Linked DNA regions of Homo sapiens: region 2 is linked to region 1. A link is a contact called in ENCODE POLR2A ChIA-PET data. All regions are on one chromosome and are shown on one strand. Each heading gives the region's core, a stretch centred on a gene start or an enhancer-like site at or near the end of the contact. The rest is flanking DNA. Distances are from core to core; before and after follow the strand shown. Region 1 overlaps ARHGAP26 (Rho GTPase activating protein 26). Region 2 overlaps ARHGAP26 (Rho GTPase activating protein 26).

What was found. ChIA-PET counts read pairs that join two places held with the same protein, here RNA polymerase II (POLR2A).
Region 2: POLR2A ChIA-PET joins it to region 1 with 10 read pairs in activated CD4-positive, alpha-beta T cell. The contact joins two enhancer-like sites. POLR2A ChIA-PET finds 5 or more read pairs at or near these places in 3 of 52 experiments (CD4-positive, alpha-beta memory T cell, activated CD4-positive, alpha-beta T cell and activated T-cell).

What each region holds. Positions count from the first base shown.
Region 1 is chr5:142,843,935-142,847,018 of GRCh38, reverse strand. The region is part of intron 1 of ARHGAP26 (Rho GTPase activating protein 26); the gene reads right to left. Among named protein-coding and RNA genes, the nearest start is that of ARHGAP26-AS1, 23 kb to the left of the region's middle. Within about 2 kb of position 1,643, at least 18 of the 41 ENCODE cell types and tissues checked have a DNase peak (open chromatin) inside an H3K27ac peak, as active enhancers do.
Region 2 is chr5:142,945,604-142,948,687 of GRCh38, reverse strand. All of the region lies in intron 11 of ARHGAP26 (Rho GTPase activating protein 26), which reads right to left. Among named protein-coding and RNA genes, the nearest start is that of ARHGAP26-AS1, 78 kb to the right of the region's middle. Within about 2 kb of position 1,672, at least 2 of the 41 ENCODE cell types and tissues checked have a DNase peak (open chromatin) inside an H3K27ac peak, as active enhancers do.

The DNA.
Region 1 (3,084 bases), core at 394-2,893:
CATGAATCACCCCCCGCTACCCATTTTTTCACAGACCCCTTCTTAGGTTTCCTACCCACCTCATAAGGTTGTTCTGAGATAAGACGTGAAAAGTCCTTAGCACACCGAGTGGTTCTGGATCTCACTGTCCCCCCATGGTATCCTCCTTTAAGGGAGAGTTATTCACATACATGTATGCTTTAAGCATACTAATCAATACATATTGAATTAATGAATGAAGAAAGAGAAAACAAGACTAAAGGACATCTGCCAAACTACTCAAATAAGATACCAAAGTGTCTTACAAGTGGTTACTCAACATCCTATATATAGATTCTCACAGGACAGCACAAAATGTAAGTCTCTTTTGCTCCCAAATGTCTATGAGATGCAGTCTTCATTCTGGGGTATAAAGGGGAAGTGGCAGGGGTGGTCACAGCAGAGGAGTGAGCAGGAATGACATAGCACATCCTAGAAGCAGCAGGCCCAGTTCTGCAGCCCTTACTAAGATAAAATCCCCACTGAAGGGAAATCCCATCCAAATCCTCTTTGCCAGAGAGGAGAAGAAGGTCAAACAGACTAATCCTCAAAAAGACCTGAAATTCTGGCTCACCTGGGCCACACCAAAAGACATTCCCCTGGGAGCAAGAGACAGGCACGAAAGGTGGCATGCCCCACCCTCCCACCTATGCACTGGTGACTCCTCCTCACCCGACACATATACCTCGGCACCCCTCTGAGCTTGGATACAACTCCAGCCATGTGACCTTGGAAAGGTCTCAGGCCCGTGAGATAATACCAGAACCACCCTCACACAGGTAACTGTGGCCCAACAGGTAATACACAAAGCCAGCGTCTGGCATATAACTCAACATGAGTCAGCTATAAATGTGAGCAGACAATGGTGATACAGAGACCCAAACGCTGCAGTACACTGCCCTCCCTTGAAACTAATGCGTGGCTTTCACACATGGATACCTTAGGTAGCCAGTTTCACTGCGGTGCACAAAATAAACCTCTTTGACCATAACAACAAAAAAATCAAAACGTGATTGGTCTCACAGGGGAAAAAAAGGCATGTGAGTGAAGTGTGGGTGAGGAAACAAGGAGAAAATGCAGGCAGGGAAATGGAAAAAAAGAAAAGGATGCAGCCTGACCAACTGCTGACAAGCCAAGAGCTGAGCTTGGGGAGGAAGTAGAGGCAGGTCTCTGTGGGGACTCAGAGCTTAGTCTATCAAGAAGAGAGATGTGAGGGGTCAGTCATGTCCCTGAAGCCATCATGGTGAGGACCTGCCAGCCAGAAGACAGGGCCGCCAGTTATCTGGACACCAGCCAGAGCTGACACTCAGCTGCTTTAGCTGATTTTAGTACTGAGAAGCTGATATGTGTCTGTACATAAACAGTACACACAGAAGCCTCTTCCTTTTCTAAAAATACACGGGTCTGCAGTTCAGCACTGAGAAGGCCACCTAGAGCACATAACAAAGACAGTAACTGCGGATGTCTGGCCACCAGAAGGAAAAGCATTTCCTTTATCAGCAAAGGGCGTGAAGTCACCCTTTACCCCAGAGGCCTGACTCCATCTAGGGGAACTGCATGGCACAGAAGACCTCCATGATTTCAGAGAGCTGACCTGACTCCCACCTTGGACATTTGCTATTCTTAACTGCTCTGAGACTCAGCTTCCTCATCTGTGAAGCAGGGTGATAACAAATACCCACCCGGAAGCATTCTTCTAAGGATGAGAAATAATGAATGCAAACCACCTAGACACAGTTCCTGGTACAGAACAGACGATCAACACACAGTAGCTTGGTTCTTCCTAAAATCCCAGAGTCTTTGCTGCTCCCTCTCCTCTCATCCCTGAAATAACCCAACTGAGGAAGAGAAAGACTGATTTTCCCTGCTCTCGTAGCAGCCTCCCTCAAGAGCTGCAGCTCCTCAGGATATTCCTGGTGCTTGTTCTGGGCAGCAACACAGGCCAAGAAATCAGGAGTCTGCTCACTAGCGAACGGAGGAGAAGACGAAAAGGAAGTGCATCCCTCCAGTCCTCACAGAGGGCTCCTCCACACGTGCTGGTCTCAGTTAAGTTCAGCAGGCATCAGAGAGCAGGGGAGGAATAGCCTGCAAAACGGGGGCTACCATCCTACAATCAATTAAAAGAGTTCTTTTTTTTTTTTTTTTTGAGACGCAGTCTCACTCTGTTGTCCCAGCTGTAGTGCAGTGGTGTGATCTCGGCTCACTGCAACCTCCACCTCCCAGATTCAAGCGATTCTCTTGCCTCCGCCTCCCAAGTAGCTGGGATTATAGGAGCCCACCACCAGGCCCGGCTAATTTTTATATTGACAGGATGTCATCATGTTGACCAGGCTGGTCTCAAACTGCTGACCTCAGGTGATCCACCGCCTTGGCCTCCCAAACTGCTGGGATTACAGACGTGAGCCACTACGCCCAGCCTAAAAGAGTTCTTATTCTGGAGTTCTCAAAGAGCTCTAGAAGGTCCTGGCCCTGAACCCTCTGAAATTGAAAATGAATTTTGGGTAAAGAGGCTTTTTCTTGGGAAATTGTCCTGAACTTTCATCATATTTCAAAGTCTTTGACACTACCCTCAAAAAGAAAAAAAAAAAAGCTTTAAAACTGCTAACTCATTCATGGAAAACAAGAATGTCTGAGAAAGACTAATATAAAGCACTGGGCACTGTGGCTCACACCTGTAATCCCAGCACTCTGGGAGGCCGAGGCAGGCGGATCACCTGAGGTCAGGAGTTTGAGACCAGCCTGGTCGATATGGCGAAACCCCATCTCTACTAAAAATACAAAAATCAGCCAGGTGTGGTGGTGGGTACCTATAATCCCAGCTACTCAGGAGGCTGAGGCATGAGAATCGCTCAAACCCAGAAGTGGAGGTTGCAGTGAGCCGAGATCGTGCCACTACACTCTAGCCTGGGGAATAGAGCAAGACTCTGTCTCAAAAAAAAAAAAAAAAAACTCACTTTTAGCTCACATGTAATGATACTTGTCAAGTATCTTATTATATATTAACTCACTTAGTCCCCACAACAATGGAAGGAGACAGTTATCATCTCTAGATGAGGAAACCAAGGC
Region 2 (3,084 bases), core at 423-2,922, 100 kb before region 1:
CTAACCTCTGTTTTTAATGTTCTTAAAAAAAAAAAAGAGCTAAGGAAAGTATAGGAATTGTCTCAGGAAATGGAAGGCTGACTAAAATCAATTGTTAACTATCAATAAGTAGCTTCTTCAGCATGGCCACAGGGATGCTGGTGGTCACACTTGCTTTTACAACATGGCAACACAACCACCAGGAACCAGAGCTCTGGGCACAATTATATATTTTTCATAAATTCAAAGAAAGCCAGCAGATGGCAAGAAATTAAAATACATATTATATATATATATATTTAATACACACAAGTACGTATAGTCATATATACTCATATATATATACATATTCACATATGCACACATATTCATATATACACACATGCACACCCATCCTAATTTTACTGCTGGTGCTAGAGACAGTGTTACAAACTTCCCAACCAATTCCTGATCCCTGGGCTCTAATAAGCCTTCTGACCTGAGACTTTCTCTGGTGTGACATTTAGTATATGGTTTCTGCCATATACTAAAAATTACTAAGAAAAGGAAAAGGCATCCTGAATCGCTTGAAAGTGCCACGTCTAAAGTGCCGCATCAAAGCCCGCGTCTGAAAAGGGAAACATGCTCTTGGGTTCTCTTTTTTAAATCCATTCATTCAAAAAAAAATGTTTTGTTTAAGACACAAGGTATGATTATGTTGCCCAGGCTGGAGTGCAGTGGCCATTCACAGGTGCAATCACAGCACACTATAGCCTCAAACTCCTGGGCTCAAGTGATCCACCCGCTTCACACTCCCGAGCAGCTGGGATTCCAGGCGTACACCACTGCACCTAGTTTAATAATAAATATTTATTGAACATGGATTCTCAATCAGTATACTCAACGATCTTGGCCAGGGGCTGTTCTAGGTTCTGGGATTATAGTGAAGAACAAGAAAGTCAAGATCCTCGCCTTCATGGATTTCCATTCAGAGTGGCCCAATAATGAACAAAACCCAAGACATTCAACAAATCAACTTGAGTATAGACTAGTTAACAGAAAACCACTCAATTTATTGCCTCCAAGTTAATTCAGTGAGTAATAGGTGCTTATTATGTTTCACAGCACTCTACTAAGCACCCTAACAAAAATTTTAAGGTTATAACAGACAGGATCAATCCCTGCCCTCAGCAGGTCAACATCTCCCTGGCATGACAACACACAGAGGTAAGAACTAGGCAGAGAAATTGCCAAAGAAGGGTATTGGTATCCATCCAAAATGCCTTGCATAGCCAACAACTACTGTAGGAGAAAGATGACATTCATCTCAGCAAAGTAGTAATAAGAAGAGATTAAGTTAAGAAGTACTCCAGTATATTCAATGCTAGGCAGCAGCACCACCATCCCTCCCTCCCTCCAAATGAACAAACAAAAAGTCCACATCAATTTACCCCAAGAATGTTGATGATTTCCTTAGTTTGGCTGAGATAAAGCTCTCTTTAGATTTATAGTGAAAACTAACTAGCAATGGTTAATTGCAAGAGGACATATTTCTAACCTGAGAGGTCTCTCAGCTCAGTTTCTCCCTCCACCCCATCTCTCTCTCTCTCTTTTTTTTTTTTTTTTTTTTTTTTACTTTTAAAAATAAAGAGGTAGAAAGTGGGGAACCTTGCTTTTCTGGGCATTGGGTCAAGACCACACAGAGCGTGGGAGCAATGGCAGCTGGCTGGGGCTGGCTAAGGCCGCACTCCCTTTGCTCTGCCTTTGGCCATAACCACTAGACCGCACGTTTGCACTATTTTCCAAATAACCAAAAGGGAAGACTTTTAAAACCATACTAGAACATAACTTTGTTTTTAGGATGTGTTTACTTGTTCTGGTAAAGGTCATGGGGCAGGATTTTGGGGAACACAACTAAAAAGAATGCAGTAAAACTGGCATCATAAGCTCTCTCAATTTGACCACATTTGAGCCCAGTTCAGCAAATCCAAAGATACATTTTCAAAAATGCATATCCTGTTTCACACCTCACCACAAAGCAAACAACCTAATTTGCAGACTTTCTAATACTCATAATGCCTCTAGGTCCTCCTGTCAACATGTGTTTTTAAATATCATCTTTGATTTGATCACTAACAAATATTACCACTTTCTGGTTTTTGGAGAATAAGAAAAAGCTGCAGAAATTGACAGAAAAGCCAGCTCCATCATTCTTCAAATGAACAAAGTCTCACTCTTATAAGAACTTTCTTTTGCAAATTGCATTTCCCACAAAGAAAAAAAAAATTGAAGCTAATCCAACCATAATCTCCACTCCCACAAATCACTGCCCAATATCTGAAAGAGGGTCAATGTAACTGGTGCTGTTGCTGGAGGTGAGAGGTCACAGCTCGGAATGTCTAGTAAGATCATATTATGGCCTCAAATGTCTTTAAACCAACAACTACAATACAGATAACAAACTGTATAAGGAAGAATATATGATGTGAGTAGATAGGGTAGAAGATACAATGTTCAAAAGCAATAGATGTATTACAAGGAAATCTACAAAACTGAGATTGAATATATGTCAGAGAGGCTTTAGAAGATGCAGAGAGAGAAACTTAAGTGGTTTGATTATGGAAATGTATGAATTATTACCTAGATGAAGGGAGGATAGTGACAACAGTTCCCAGATACACTGCAAGATGGGAACAGAGATAGGATGCTCTCCTGATGTTCAACTATCTGGACATCAGCTAGTGGTGATGTTCCTTTAAAAAGCCAAGCCTCTAACTGTTCCAGGTTAAATGAGACTGAGGAGATGTGACAACTAATTGCAATATGTGATCTGGGATAAAAGACACTGGACCAGAAAAATATATATATTAGTGAGATAACTGGCAAAATTTAAGACTTGTAAAATAGATAATAATATTGTATCAGTGTTAATTTCCAGGTCTGATCATTGTACTGTGTTATGTAAGACACTAACATTTAGGTTATCTGGGTGGAAAGTATTCTGGAATTCTTTGTAATATTTTTGTAACATTTTTATGTCAGAAATTATTTCAAAATAAAAAGTTTAAAAAAAACTTTTAATGAGCTAATGCAAACACACACACACAACCAAGCCTCTGATAAATT